2 separate regions of the Homo sapiens genome follow, and region 2 is linked to region 1. A link is a contact called in ENCODE Hi-C or POLR2A ChIA-PET data. All regions are on one chromosome and are shown on one strand. The core of a region is the stretch at or near the end of the contact, and the rest is flanking DNA. Distances in the headings are between cores, read along the strand shown. Region 1 holds the start of PTMA (prothymosin alpha). Region 2 overlaps LRRFIP1 (LRR binding FLII interacting protein 1).

Region 1 (7,447 bases), core at 3,057-5,556:
TGGGCAACATAGCAAGACCCCATCTCAAAACAAAACAAAACATGCCTGGAGGACATATTGGGTCCCTTGCTCACAGCAGCTCTAGCCGAAGCCCACTGTATCTCAGGCTGGGGTCAGGAAAGCAGGCTTACCAGGGCACACCAGCTTGTCTTGGGGGGTTTGAAGGGCAAGGTCACCAAAGTGCCTGACTTCCTCTGTAATAACAAAGGGCATGAGATGTATCAATGAGTGGAAGTGACAGAGGACAGGAAGAATAGTCTGTTCAGAAACAGCAAAAGAGGGCCGGTGTGGTGGCTCATGCCTGTAATCCCAGCACTTTGGGAGGCTGAGGCGGGCGGATCACTTGAGGTCAGGAGTTTGAGACCACCCTGGCCAACATGGTGAAACCCCGTCTCTACTAAAAATACAAAAATTAGCTGGGCATGGTAGCAGGTACCTGTAATCCTGGCTTCTCAGGAGGCTGAGGGAGGCAGGAGAATCACTTGAACCCACGAGGCGGAGGTTGCAGTGAGCCAAGATCATGCCAATGCACCCCAGCCTGGGCAACAGAGTGAAACTTCGTCTCAAAAAAAAAAAAGCCTGGCACGGTGGCTCACGCCTGTCATCCCAGCACTTTGGGAGGCCGAGGTGGGCGGATCATGAGGTCAGGAGTTTGAGACCAGCCTGGACAATATGGTGAAACCCCGTCTGTACTAAAAATACAAAAATAGTAAACCCCATCTGTACTAAAAATACAAAAATTGGCCAGGCATGGTGGTGCACGCCTGTAGTCCCAGCTACTCGGGAGGCTGAGGCAGAAGAATCCCTTGAACCCGGGAGGCGGAGGTTGTGGTGAGCTGAGATCACGCCACTGCACTCCAGCCTGGGCTGAACAGAGTGAGACTCTGTCTCAAAAAAAAAAAAAAAAAAAAGAAACAGCAAAAGAGGTAGGGAGCTACCTGTTGCTGAAGGAACACGGTTCTTCATAGCCTAAATAACTCCCCCACTATGAGCTGTCAGATACCACACTCCTGGGATGAGAGGGAGGTCCATGGGGGCAACTTCTGCCCCAGGGCTCATCTAAAAATGCAGATTCCTCTGTTTTAGGACTTAGCCTCGGCTCCATCATTGATCCAGTGGGTAACTCCAAGTCCCTTGCTATAATCTCTAGGTTTGCTTTTTTGATTTGTTAAAAGGAGGGTTATATCAGAAGTTGAACCTGTAAATGTGTTGATTTTCAGTTCGTTTTCACCTACATAGACATCAGTTTCATATGGTTCAACTCCATAACTGTCCTACCCACCTTGTACATGAAAATGAAGCATGAGTCAAAGGCTCACTGCCATGTACACAGCGGGCATTCAGTGAGTGTTTGGGAAATTTAAGTGGTGGTTCTGGAACCAGATGGGCATGAGCCTTCCTCACCCACTTCTAGCAAAGGCACCTGCATGGGAATAACGTCAGAAAACAGTTCTTTTTTTGTTTTTTTTTTTGAGATGGAGTCTCACTCTGTTGCCCAGGCTGGAGTGCAATGGCGTGATCTCAGCTCCTGCAACCTCTGCCTCCCGGATTCAAGCGATTCTCCTGTCTCAGCCTCCCGAGTAGCTGGGATTACAGGCGCACGCCACCAGGCCCGGCTAATTTTTGTATTTTTAGTAGAGACGGGGGTTTCACTATGTTGGTCAGGCTGGTCTCGAACTCCTGACCTCGTGATCCACTCACCTCGGCATCCACCCACCTCAGCCTCCCAAAGTGCTGGAATTACAAGCGTGAGCCACCGCGCCCGGCCAGGCAAAGCAGTTCTTAGAGGGAAATTCACATTCATCAGTTCCTTCTGGGTGTTTGACCTTCCCGCTCCCACAACAGCCTGAATCCAGAACTGTCAAGTCTGGTTTTCAGCTATGGACACAGTCCACTGCCCGAAGGCCACCATCCAGACGACGGGGAAGCCTTGATGGCCTTTCCGGAGCCACTGCCCGAAGGCCACCACCCAGACGAGGGGGAAGCCTCGATGCTTAGAGATGGTACAAGCCAGGCTCTCATTGCATCTGGGTTTCGTGGAAAAAACAATCCTCTCGAGGGTAACTGGAACTTAATGGATGCGCCGCAGGTGGAAGGCGCTCTGTCCCCCTGTTTACGATGACGCATAATCCCTCCAACTCTCTGAGAATGTGACACAAAGGAGGGGGTCACGGTGGCTGAGGTCAAGGAGCCCTTCCTCTGTGAAGGGCGGCCCCAGGTCTGCGCGGCGGTGAAGACAGACTGGCAGTGGGAGGGAGGGAACCCGACAAAGAGTTGAGACGCGTAGTCCTCGGGAACAGCACTGTGGAAGTCCCCCGGATTGAGGCGCGCCCGTCCAGTGGAGAATGCCACCTCCAGCCACTGGGGCGCCTGGGGGCAGGGCGGAGACACAGCGGGCGTCCCTTCGCCGCTGCATAGGAGGGCGACCGCTGGGCAGCGGGTGTTGGCGCGGTATCCCCGCCCTGCCCAGCATCTGCCCCACGTTTCTTCAGGCTAAACTACCGGGATCCCGGGCTTCTTCCTAAAGTAAAACTCGCTCCGGAAAGGCCAACAGTCCAGCGGCCAGACGGGCACCTGGGAACGCGGGCCTAACGCGTACTGGAGACGGAGTGGCGCCCGGCACTGCGCGCCTCCTCCCCGCCGGGAGACTGCGTGCTAAGCTCAGCAAAGCCCCGCTGTGGAGACGGAGCCATGTCGCCCATTACCTAATGAAACTGAGAAGGGAGACTCAGTCTCTCTTCTAGCCCCGAGCGCAAGCTCTGCTGGACTTGGCATCGTCCGCCCTCCACGATCCCACACTCCGGGTTTTCCCCATTCCCAGCTCGGCTGCAACCGAGAGACAGACGGAAGAAACTGCCAATGGAAGGACGCAAAGCGTCAACTTTGTGTTCGCCCGCCACTCTCGGCCAATGTGCGCTCGTGTCTCCGGAGTCCCGCCTTCCGTGTCGGGCGCCCCCTTTTGGCAGCACAGGGACGAACCCTACGTCTCGCCATCTTGTGTGTGGCACAGGTAAATTTCTGGACTATCTTTCCACCTATTCTGGTCCTTTTTCCCACACAACCGATTTCTTAGTTCGACAGCTAAGTGCGGTGGCGATAAGGCCAGCGTAGCCTGTTGTTCTCGGATCGCCCACGTGAGCTAGATCGCTACGTCACGCCACGCTTGCCGAGCCCGGCGCCATCTTGAGTGTGGCGTTTTGATGCTCCCCTTTCTCGGGGCTCCGCATGGTTCTCTAAATGGTCCCCCAAATTTCAGGTAGTCCCCAAAGATTAGCCCAACTGGCTCCAGAGACGATGATTTTTCCCGAGGAACTCTGTAATGTTCATGTGCCCATCGCAGTCCAGCAGTGGGGTGGGAGAAGGGTAGACTCGATGGCCCGGCAGGCCCCTGGAGGAGGCTGCCCTGAGGCTGTCGCGACGGCAGTGACCGCTCGGGACAGACCCTAACTAGAAACCTAGAATGAGGGGACCGCTATGCCGTGCGGGGCCCGCGGGCTGTCCCACTCGAGGGCTGGAGCCGGCATCGCGCATCGAGTCCGCTTGATACATGAATCCGTGTGTGCTTGGGACGGTGCCCGCTTGTCGACTGACTTGGCCGACGGACGCCGGACCTGATGGTGGGCAATCGAGGTCGCCTGCCCACAGGACTAGGGGTGCCCTGCCCTGGGAGGGCGCGAGGGCATGGCAGAGGGACGGGGCGGCCCAGGTGCCCGGGTCTCGGCCTCGTGACCTCGTTGCTCGTCGTGGGGCTGCCGTCCACTTGCACTGGGACAATCCTTGGTCCAAGGCGCCCAGGCGCGGGGGGCGGGCACCTCCGCGGGCACTGCGCTGGGCACCGCCCGGGGCGAGCGCGGCCCAGCACCCCGCCTTCCCCTCCCCCGCGCTGGCAGCCGTCGTGTGCCCGCCGCCCCCTCTTCCCTCCCCCTCCTTCCGAGCAGCCGCGGGGAGGGCGGGAGAGGGAGGGAAGGGGGTTGGGCGGGCAGCTTTGCCGCGCTTTGGCTTTCTGCGTCAGCAGCCCCAGCAAAACAGCTGCGGGAGCGCGCGTCCGGAACGCGCTCGCGCACCCCTCCCCCGCGCCCTCGGCCCTGCTGAGACCCGGCAAACTCCGGCCTTGAATGACAGTGCGATCGGCGACTGCGCAGCGCGGGACGCGCCGGGGCACTGCCGCTTTAAGCACGCTTGTCCATTGTTCGGAATCGAGCCAATGAGCGAGCGCCCGCTCCCTGCGCTCAGCCAATAGCGGCCGGGCATGGGAAGCCGAGCGCCGCCCACTAATCTATATTAAAGCTTCTGGCGCCGCGTGAGTCCCCCACTGGCTGCTCTGAAAAGCCATCTTTGCATTGTTCCTCATCCGCCTCCTTGCTCGCCGCAGCCGCCTCCGCCGCGCGCCTCCTCCGCCGCCGCGGACTCCGGCAGCTTTATCGCCAGAGTCCCTGAACTCTCGCTTTCTTTTTAATCCCCTGCATCGGATCACCGGCGTGCCCCACCATGTCAGACGCAGCCGTAGACACCAGCTCCGAAATCACCACCAAGGTGAGGCTGGACGCCGCCCGCCCCCTCGGGGTCCGCGCGCCGCCGCTCGGGCGGTGTTTGGCGCGCAGCAGCTGGACTGTCTCAAGCCCGCTGTTGCTCCCTCTCGCGGGGAAACGGCCCGCCCCCGGCGCGGTGCCCTCAGGCAGCCCACTCTTTGTGTGGTGCGGGGGAGGGGGCGGGAACCGCCGCGGGCAGACGTGATGCCCGTCGGGGAGTGGGCCGGGCGCCCTCGGGGGCCGAGGGCTAGGCGCGGAGGCCGGCTCACGGCCCTCGAAACTCGTCTGTGGCCGGTATGAGTGGCGGCGGGAGGAGAAGAGCCTGGCTGGGGGTCGTCGGCCCGCCGGGCGCACGGAAATAACTTTGAAACTCAAGCGCGTTGGGAATCGGAAGTGCTGGGGGGCGCGTGTTGGGGCGCGGGCCGGCCGCGGGAAGTGGCGGCGAGCGCCCGCCGGCCGCGCTGCTCTTTGTTCGGCGCCAGGCCGGCGGTTTCGCGCCCTGCAGCGGACCTGAGGTGGTTTGTCTAGACTAAGTCCCGATAAGGCGGATGGGGCGACGGGCTGGCTGGCCGCGACGTCGGCCGTCCCGGCGGAGGTGTGACGGGCTTATCCGCTTTGGGCGCTCTGGGAGGCGGGGGTGGGCGCCCTTCGAGGTGAGTGCGCCGGGAGCGGCCGCCCAGCTTCAGTCATGCACCCGCGGTGCCGGGCTTGGCTGAGGAGGCGAGAGCCCACGCGCCGCAGGGAGGAAAGAGAAAGTGAAGCGCGGCGCTGGGGCGACGATGGGCGCCCCCCGCGGCTGCCCGGGAGCACCGTGTGCGCCGCAGCTCGGGGCGACGCGGGCCAACACGGCGGCCGCGACAGGCCAATGGTAGGGTCGAACTGGGGGGGCGCCCGGGCCCCGTGGCGGGTTCACTGCCCTCGGCTATGAGGTCCTGCGCGGCTGGTGCGGCTCCGCTCCTGTTGTCGGCGCCGCCTCGGTCCCACTGCCCGCCCTGGGTAGCGTCTCCGCCCTTGGCGGGAGCGGGGCGCTCTCAGACTGACTGGCTCTTTCTTAATATTTCGGCCCTCGTCCGCGCCCGTCGTGCCCCTGCAGGGATTGGCGCGAGTCACCTTGGCGTCTCCTTAACCCTTGTGTCCCTGGCGTCATCTCTGACTCTCCCAGGGGCGACTTCTTGGCAGAGCGGAGCTCGGGGCCCGGATCTCCACAGGGGCTCTCAGTGACCCCTTCTGGACTCAGTCCGGGAATGAGTTTGTGGGGTGAGAACACCGTCCCCAGTGCGGGGCCTGGCTGTTCGATTTTCTCCGAAGCACCAAAAGGTGACTTCCCGCGAGGGCGATGAGTAGTAGCCCGAGAGGCGCATCCCCGACAGTCTCGGACCTACGCAGCCCGGTGGACTTTGGGGCGACCTCCCGTGGGACTTGGCCCGCCGAATGCAGACATTCGGGCCTGCCGGGGTGGCGGCAGTGGGGCGTCGAGTCGAGAGCCCGGCCGACCGACGCGCGACCCGCGCGCGTGCCACTGCAAGCTCTGCCTGCCGGCCGGGAGTCTCCAAGGCAAGGGACGCACTCGGCGGCCCCGGGCCACGTGCTCCCTGCGCGCGGTGCGTGCCGAGGCCCGCGCGCAAAGCCCGCCGGGCGGGGGATGCGCGCCTGCGCGCCGCGACCTCCCTGCCCCCACTGCTCCCCGGGGCTTCGGCCGCCAGGGGGCGAGAGCGGGCGGAGCCGGGGTCCGCGGAGCGGAGCGGGGCGGGCCGGACTGAGAGGGCCGACAGGTGGCCCGGAGCCGCTCGCCGGACAGCGGCCGAGGGGTTCCCGCAGGCCCGGACGCCGGACCTCTGTTGGTATTGGTGGCCGTGTCGTGTGGAAAAAGTTACCGGGCGCCCGGGGCCGCGCTGCCTTTTGGATCCCGGGCGGAGTCCCACCCCCGAGGTGCTGTCGGGATCCCTAGCCGCCGCGGGGAGGCCGGGAGTTGGTGGCTCCGGCGGCAGGCCCCGGCCTGGGGCACCGCCAAGCAGCGGTTTGCGGCCTCTAGGAACAGCGGTCGGATTTGGGGGGTCGGTGTGCTTTGGCTTTTTTAGATACCTGTCCTGGCCGGGGCGGTGCGGCCTCGCGGGCCTTCCAGGCTGGCGCGCCTGTGGGGCTCTCCCCGAGCGCAGGCCCCTCTCTCTTTGCCTTATTTATTTTTGGAACATAACCTGCCGCCTTTCTAGACGGCTCGAGGGGCGGGCTCTTTGCACTTGGAAGCAGGCTGATGGGCGTGAGTGTCCGGGGCTCGTCCACCCGGCCGGACGGGCTGGGGGCTGTGGCGCCACATGGCTCCTTTTTCCTGGGAAGCGCCAGGGGGCAGTGGGAACCGCCACCGGGGCCGCTGTAGCGGGCCTTAAAGGATGGGAAACCTTGATCACAGATGCCCCCCGCCGGCCTTCCTTCCACCAGACCAGTGGGAGAGGGACCGCAGGGGCATCAGGCCTTTCTCAACATGCGACTCTTAATTTGGGACGGACAGAACAGCCGTACAGACCAGTAGTTCTCAGCGCCTTTGCTTACCCTGGGTTGCTCAGAAGACTTACTGGTTACTGGTTCCTTCTTCCCTTTTGAAGGACTTAAAGGAGAAGAAGGAAGTTGTGGAAGAGGCAGAAAATGGAAGAGACGCCCCTGCTAACGGGAATGCTGTGAGTGTCTGCTTTGCTCCTGAGCCCTGGCAGCTACCGCCCCACAAAATTTTTCCTGTTCTACTTTAAACATACCTATATATGTGTGTGTATGTGTATATGTATAGCTTTGCACAGTGGCAGTATCGTAGCCAATGAGCTTTACCCGAGGCGCGATTATTGCTAGTTAAATATTTATAAAAACCTTTCGAGCAGCGCCTGAACAAGAATAGGTTCAGAGGAGACTCCGGTAGTCTGAGTTTGGGC
Region 2 (7,447 bases), core at 1,609-4,108, 6.0 Mb after region 1:
CGGGCCGAGCCCGGCAGGATGACCAGCCCCGCGGCCGCTCAAAGCCGGGAGATCGACTGTTTGAGCCCGGAAGCGCAGAAGCTGGTAAGAGGAAAGCGCTTCCGAAACTTTCTTTCGTGACTGCGGCGGGGTTTCAGGGGCTTCCAGCTCGTTCCGAGGTCAATGGCAGGCGCAGGTGCCCGGGAGGCGTGGGGTGGGCTCTGGCGGGACCCCAGCGCGGTGGGAGCGGGCGCAGTGGGCGCGGGTCCGTGAGTGGCCCGGCGAGCGGCGTCCCTCATGCGCTAGGAAGCACGCTTTATTGTGGGACGCCACCTCCAAGGACGAAAAGGCACATGGTCTCTCCCCGCCCGAGGTGATGGGCTGCAGACAGGCTCTGACCAGGTCTGCGCCTGGCCTGGAGTCACAGGGAGCTGCTAGTTTGCTATTTTACAAAATACAGCATCAAGGACCGGGTGGCCAGAGCCGGTGCCCTCACCCGCTGTTGGAACCACCGGGGAGCGGCTGGGGTGCTTTGGAGCACTCAACCCGCTCAGCACCTGGGGACCACCTCCGCCGAGGACTCCAGACGCCAAATCCACTTTGGCTAGTCTCCCGGGTCCGCCCAGCGCGGACAGGATCCTGCCTCTAGGATTTTGCCGTTGTCCAGCTCAATATGCAGTCGTGGGGCTACGGCTGTAGTTTGGCATTAAAATTGGGCAGGGGATGAGGCGGAGAGGGTTTGCAAATACACATTTTCATGCAGCTTGTGGTTGAACATGAATGGGAATAAAAGTGAAAGGGTGCACTTTGGAAAAGAAATATAAAACCCTAGCTTTCCACTTAATCAGGTGTTCGTGGGATCTTGGTAAAAGTATGAGCCCCAAACAATCACTCTTTCATCAGGTAGAAATTAATCATCTACTGGGTGTGTGTGTAAGATTTAAGATGAATCAGACTGCCTTGACCTTGGGAGAGCTTATTAGGAAATGCCAGAGAGAGGTGTAGAAGTAGAGTCTGATGAACTCATACTGAAAAGCCAGTTCTTTGCTTGTCAGATGGTTGCTGTTTTTTAAATGTCCATTTTAGTGTGGTTTTTCTGTGACTTCGTTTAAAACTCTGGCAGTGGGCCAGCCCTCTGGAGCCGGTTTTTACCCCTTCAACTAATTAGTTCCTAGGGGCCTGGGAAGAGAGACCCTTGAATCACCATCAGGGAAGGGTTCTTGAAAGAAGGAAGGGTGGGAATGTGGTTGAGCGGTGCCAGTGTTCTGAGGAGCAGCCTGGGACACCATAGATGGCAGGAGGAGGATGGAGGTGAAGAGCTGCCTGCTGGACTTAGAGTCCTTGGAGAAGGGAAGAGTAAACATTGAGAACAGGATGTGAGGAAACTAGGGACAGGCTAATCAGAGGAGTAGGTAGAGGCACACCTGGAGCAGCTAAGGCACTGGCTACAGGGTCTATTACTTAAGGCTGGGAGCCTCCTGGGCGGGTCTGGGTTCAGATGACTTCGAGATGCTGCCGGGAGGAAGGGAGAGGAAAGTCTGGACTGTGTCCAACTGAGTAGTTATGTGATCAGCCCAGGCCCACTGTCCCTCACCCCCAGTTCCAGAACCCAATAAGCTTTGAAGACCGGAAGGTTTGTGTTTTGTTTTGTTTTTATAAGTTTGTGGCAGAATTTTGGCAGTGAGACTTGCCCTGTCCAATGGGGGGCTAGTTTTGGTCTTCACTGATCCCTCTGAGTGTGAATTTTCTTACGTTTCTCTGCAGTCTTGTTGATGTCTTTGATTAAGGGCTGCTACTCTGGGTTGTACCAGAATATATGGTGTATGCATCTTACTACGTTTCTAATGTCCAAAAATGCTGAATTCTGAATCATGGCCCCAAGGGTTTTCAGAGAGAAGTTGTGAACCTGTAGGAGCTTTTCTTGGTAAATGGTAGCAAAAACTGTATCAGAGTGAGACATGGTGAACAAAAGCAAAATGCAGTTCCTGTTAAGAGGCTAATGTTCAGGTAGGGAAGGAAATGTGCTGAGTGGTGATGGGAATTGGGGGTCATCATGGGTGGGGGGTAGGGCGTCACCCAGCGGCTGCCCTGGGCCATGGGCTGGGTATAGGCACAGGAAAGTGGTTGTGGGTGTTTCACACTGGTTTGTGCCAGTTCTTGCTCTGCATTGTGTCCGTGGGTTCAGGGATGGGTCTCCTGCGGAAAGGAGGGACTGGGGGCCGCACCCATGCAGAGGAGAGCCGGGTTGGTCAGAGGAAGTAGATTTGGCAAGCTCCACCTCAACTAGAAGACAAAAGCAGGATCTGAGTGGGAGCCTGGGCTTCTTCAGCAAGTGGGCACCAGCCCTGGAGCTGTAGGAGAGGGTCCGATGCGGACAGTGGAGACACTGTGCATTTCTGCAGCTTTTGTAACTTCCCTGTGTTTGCGATGGCTTGTGTCACCCCGCTCTCTTTCCACATACTGATTAGCATTCAGCCCTTCTAAATGACCAGCACTGTCCCAAGAAAGGGCTGTTAGGGGAGAGCGTGGACACACAGTCTCCCAAGTCCCATCTCATTATAGGTACCTGGGCCAGGGTCCCCAGGTGTGGGAGAGTGGAGTCTTGACCAATATGGGGATGAATCAGTTGGCACGAGGCGGGCTGGCCCTGCTCTAGCTCAGTCTGAGATGGTGGAGCGTGGAATCATATGGTGTGTGTTTTAGGCATGTCATTTCCCCGGGCAGGTAAGACATAAATATAGTAAGGTAGGTCTTTTCTAGTAGTATTGAGAGTGTCCTACTGGGGCAAAGATGGAGACTAAATTTCCCTTTTTCTTTAAGAGTCAGTTTCTGTTCAGCCTGAGTTAATATCCCACAGCGGAAGCCTCCTTAGCAAATTTCAAAAAACCCTGCAGTCTCAACTGCCACTTATGCTGAGCACAGGAAATCAAGTTATTTATAGTTGCAGAACGGTGTTTCAGCGAAGTTGATTGGAGAGTTACCTGATTATAGTGAGATTCTTATCCAATCCCTACAGAATTGTGAGACTAAATGTTGGTGCAGCATGTTTGGTCCTCAAAAGGCAATGTCCAAGAGGAACTTCTTATCCCCGAAAAATCAGGCTGTGTGACTCAGCAAAGGAATTGTTTATGACTGGTTACTCATATGCCAGTGCTTCCAGAATATCTGCTCGTATTTAAAGGAGTGATCTTGAAGCCCCAGAGGCCATAATGTTTAGATTACCAACCTCTTCACCAATCAGTAAGTCCATTACATCTCACTACGTGTTAGACATGGGACAGGAGAAGAGGATTTTTATTACCTCACTGTTATTACTGGAGGCCGCCCAAATTTGTTTTTTGTTTTTTTTTTTTAAATAAAGAAGCTTGTTTTCATGGAATGGACTTACTAGAACTTTTATTATTCAGACTACCTAGATAAAATTAAGTAAATTCGTTTCTTTCTCCCAAATTAAATATTTTGACTACATGCAAGATTTAATCATTCAAAATTGCCATGTATTTGATTATAGACCAGTAGTATAATCCCCCTGCCCCAGGCCAGATTCCAAAACAATAAACCAAAACACACACACACCTGGCAACAGAAATTATATGTATTCCGAGACTCATTCATTCATTTTGGAAAGGGCCAGTGTTTCCAGTGGTTTCTCCTTGGGATTGTAACTTTACAACTTTAAAACTAGGTAAGTAGTTTTCCCTTGAATCTAAAGTATAACTACTTTGTAGTAGAGAAGTAATTTATCTTAAATCACTATAATGAAGATTTACTCTTAATTTTAACCAAAATGTTTCATTTATTTGTGTAATGAAGATGATCAAAGCAACGCCACCTGTGATCCTTCTGTCTTTTTTACTGTATGTGGCACGTGGCTGTGTGATTTTCCTAGGGAAAGGAGTGGGCTTTCCCTGTGGGTTGAGAACCTCTGTCCCCCTCCTCTGAAGTTTCCCCAGTTTTTCCTGCTTCTCTGCTAGGTGGGTGCCTTAGCATGCTTGTCTTCTCATCGTGCTTCTAAACTTCTCTGAACCGGATTTATACTCTTAGGTCAGTAGCTGTCAAAGAAGACACTAAGTAGTGAAAGTAGCTAATATTTACCAAACCCCTGCTGCGCCCACCTGGTGTTTTATGTGAAGGTCTTCTCTAACCCTTGCTGTAACCTCATGGGGAGCAGATCGTTTTCTCTCAGTTTTTCAGATAAAGAGGAAACTGAGGCTCAGAAAGGTCAGGGACTTTCCAAGCCCTCACAGCTAGTCAGCAGTGGAGCCAGTTCAGACCCAGGCCTGCTGACTCGGAACTGGTACTGATAACTGTCACCACTGTATGCAATGCTGCAGGCAGGGGCTGGCAGGTAGTAAATGTGCAAGATATAGCTGTGGCTGCCACGGCTGCTGCTGCTGCTTTTGTCGCTGTTGTCAGCTTTTCTTGGCAGCCCTGCTGTCTCATACCCCAGTATTGGGGCTGAAGGATTTCTTTTTACCAAAGCTGCCTCTTAGGACAGAAGTCCTTGTCTTGAATGCATACTGGGAAGTCTTCACTCTGTCAAACTTTTCTGTTCTCTGCCTGGTAATTTCCAGACAGAAGAGAACATTCAAAGAACGAACTTACTTTCCTTCTTTTTTTTTATTGAGACAGTCGTGCTTGATTGCCCAGGCTGGAATGCAATGGCACAATCTCAGCTCACTGCAACCTCCGTTTCCCAGGTGCAACCGATTCTCCTGCCTCAGACCTCTGAAGCAGCTGGGACTACAGGTGCCTGCCACCTCACCCGGCTAATTTTTGTATTTTTAGTAGAGATGGGGTTTCACCACATTGGCCGGGGTGGTCTCAAACTCCTGACCTCAAGTGATCCTCCCATCTCGGCCTCCCAAAGTGCTGGGATTACAGGCATGAGCCACCACACCCGGCCCAATGAGCTTTACTTTTCTACATAAGGAAAATAATGGTAGAAATGAAATAGCTGTGAAACTTGTTTTGCTATTTTTGTACCATGCTAAAATGTTAACTACTGCTTATGTCGGCATACACCTGAGAGCTGCTGTGATTTAAGCCTTTTTATTTTTCTGGGTATGATGTAACTCCTCCCCTACCTCATCCAAGTAGATAAGTTCATGGAGGATAAACATGACAGCTGCTGTTTCTTTTATAGCTGGTTCCAGGGAATATCCACTGAATATAGGAAAGATTGTCAGTTGCTGTGTGCTGCCCTGGTGCTGGTGGAGCTTTCAGCCTTCTTCTCAGAGGAAACAATTTAAATGTTTTTGTGAAACCCTAGAGGTCTGGGGTTTGTAGGACAGTCTTGAGCAGAGCAGGCAAAGGTGAAGGGAGTGGAGCCCAGACGTGCTGCCTGGAGGGAAACCTGTCACCTGGAGAGGAAACGGCACAGGGGAGGCCCAGCCGCCCTCGCCTCTCAGTCCCGCACGTCTCTGTTAGTGGTAGTCATGGTTCTTGTATTTCCATCATGTTGAGGCAATTGAAGGAAATATGAAGATTCATTCATCTCAGGAAAAGCAAGAAATGTATTAACAGCAAGAGTAGAAGTTCACTTGCATGGAAGATACTGTATAGCGTATTTATTTCTTAGCGCCAGTGGGAGTAGCTGCTAAGCCCAAGATTGTGTTGTGAGGTTTGAATAGGTCAATGTGTGAGTCATCAATAAAGTAACATCAATCATTTTGTTCCCGATTAATACGTTTGCTATTTTAGGATGCGAAGGACTTTAAAGAAGCTTATTATTCTGAAAAGCAAAGCCTGGAGATTTCCAGTAGCAAAACAGACACAGTCTGTGGACAATCTCAGTGTACAAATAATTCACCTCTGGCATGAACCCAAAGAATTTCAGAGGGGAAGGAAGCTCTTAAAGATTACGTCCCCTCCTACTTCTTTAATGAGGGCTGGGGTTCAAAAACCGAGTAACTTATCCAGGCTCACATAACTGTAGGTGACAGAGCCCAAGCTGGAGGCTGTGGCTGGGTCTTCAGACTCCTTTCTTGACAGTCTGCACCTGCATAAACTCAGACCTTTACTGAGAACAGTGCAGCCATAGCTGAGAGAAGCAGTCGGCACCCAGCATTTCTTGGACTTGTCTGCCAGGTCCCCCGAGTGCAGAGGACAGTGTGCTGGCTCCTGGGGCCTGTGGGCCCGGCCAGGAGCAGCCTTGTAAGCTAAAGCCTTCTTTGAAGGTGGCCGTCTTACCGTAAACTTTCATGGTAATTTCAGTCTACTCCATAATTTGTCTGAGTTAATTTTGATGGAAACATAGTGTTTTAAGTAATCAGTTAGGCTTTGATCTCTAACTTTATGCCATCCAAATCTTCATGATGGCCTGAGCACCAGGCACCCAGACCTGTGCTCTGAATTGTGCCGGGGCTGGTTCATACAGTGTGATGGAGAGACGAGAGATCCACACTGGAGTTCTGAAGCTGTGGTTCTCAACCCTGTCTTTTTACAAGTTCCTTAACTTCCTTACTAGCCTGAAATGAAATGCATAGGTGAGAAAGTCAACCAGCGCACATAATTTCGAGTCAATATAACATTTCCTTAAAAAATAAAATACAGGTAGTTTATAGTAACATAATAAGAATTTTGATATAGAAATACTCAAGACCAAGTACACCAGCAGTTGAATGCAGTGATGAGACCTGCACACACCTGTGCCTGGCGTCACAGGGAGGCTGACACAGGTGTGTTGCACTGAGACCCACACACCACCCCTCATGTTGCTGTCTATGACGTGACATTCTACAAAGTTGACTAACTCTCAGGAAAGTTCTGAACAAAGCCAAGTATCATCATCTTCCTTCAATTTCCATGTCGATTGCATTCCTGGAATAGTTCATGTATATTTGAACTGTGTAAAACATATTTTGAGTTTATATGTAAGTTGCAATCAGTTTGTAAATCCAAAAATTAAAAATAGTGGTTTTTCTTTTCTTTTTTTTTTTTTTCTTTTTTTTTGAGATGGAATTTCGCTCTGTCGCCCAGGCTGGAGTGCAATGGTGAGATCTCGGCTCACTACAACCTCCGCCTCCCGGGTTCAAGTGATTCTCCTGCCTCAGCCTCCTGAGTAGCTGGGATTATAGGCATGCGCCACCATGCCCGGCTAATTTTGTATTTTTAGTAGAGATGGGATTTCACTATGTTGGTCAGACTGGTCTTGAACTCCTGACCTCAGATGATCCGCCTGCCTCGGCCTCCCAAAGTGCTGGGATTACAGGCGTGAGCCACCGCACCCGGCCAAAACAGTGGTTTTTCTATCTTCCTGAGCAGTCAAGGGAAAAGTTCTTCCCATCGCAGGCGTGTCTGAATGCGGGATGGTTGGCCGACCTGGCCCTGCCCCCCCGCCCCAATACCCTTAGCTTCTTCCCAATCTTTTTGACATCCCAGTCCCCCCAACATTTCCAAAATGCCCTCTAAGTCAACACTTCCGCCACTGCCAGCTGCCACCCCAGAGTGCCCTGTGCCTGGTAAC

Evidence for each region. A loop is a pair of places that touch in the nucleus more often than their neighbours do. ChIA-PET counts read pairs that join two places held with the same protein, here RNA polymerase II (POLR2A). Pooled maps may share reads with other maps.
Region 2: a map of naive thymus-derived CD4-positive, alpha-beta T cell shows a loop between it and region 1 (13-fold over the local background). The contact joins the enhancer-like site here to the promoter of PTMA in region 1. A Hi-C loop is called at or near these places in 1 of 168 maps with a recorded cell type or tissue (naive thymus-derived CD4-positive, alpha-beta T cell) and 9 of 50 pooled maps. POLR2A ChIA-PET finds 5 or more read pairs at or near these places in 1 of 52 experiments (OCI-LY7).

The regions. Positions count from the first base shown.
Region 1 is chr2:231,704,219-231,711,665 of GRCh38, forward strand. PTMA (prothymosin alpha) reads left to right here and starts at 4,307. Exons shown (of 5, transcript NM_002823.5): 1 at 4,307-4,533; 2 at 7,130-7,201. The coding sequence starts at 4,489. It also overlaps the pseudogene LOC124906134. RefSeq lists enhancers at 2,439-3,077, 3,717-4,354, 4,355-4,993, 4,356-4,415, 4,994-5,631 and 1 more and silencers at 3,716-4,115, 4,636-4,815, 5,246-5,555, 6,046-6,455, 6,496-6,585 and 1 more.
Region 2 is chr2:237,692,438-237,699,884 of GRCh38, forward strand. The region is part of intron 1 of LRRFIP1 (LRR binding FLII interacting protein 1); the gene reads left to right. Among named protein-coding and RNA genes, the nearest start is that of LRRFIP1, 69 kb to the left of the region's middle. RefSeq lists silencers at 1-81, 5,920-5,969 and enhancers at 2,145-2,324, 4,647-4,856. Within about 2 kb of position 2,859, at least 23 of the 41 ENCODE cell types and tissues checked have a DNase peak (open chromatin) inside an H3K27ac peak, as active enhancers do; they include OCI-LY7, where a contact is called at or near this core.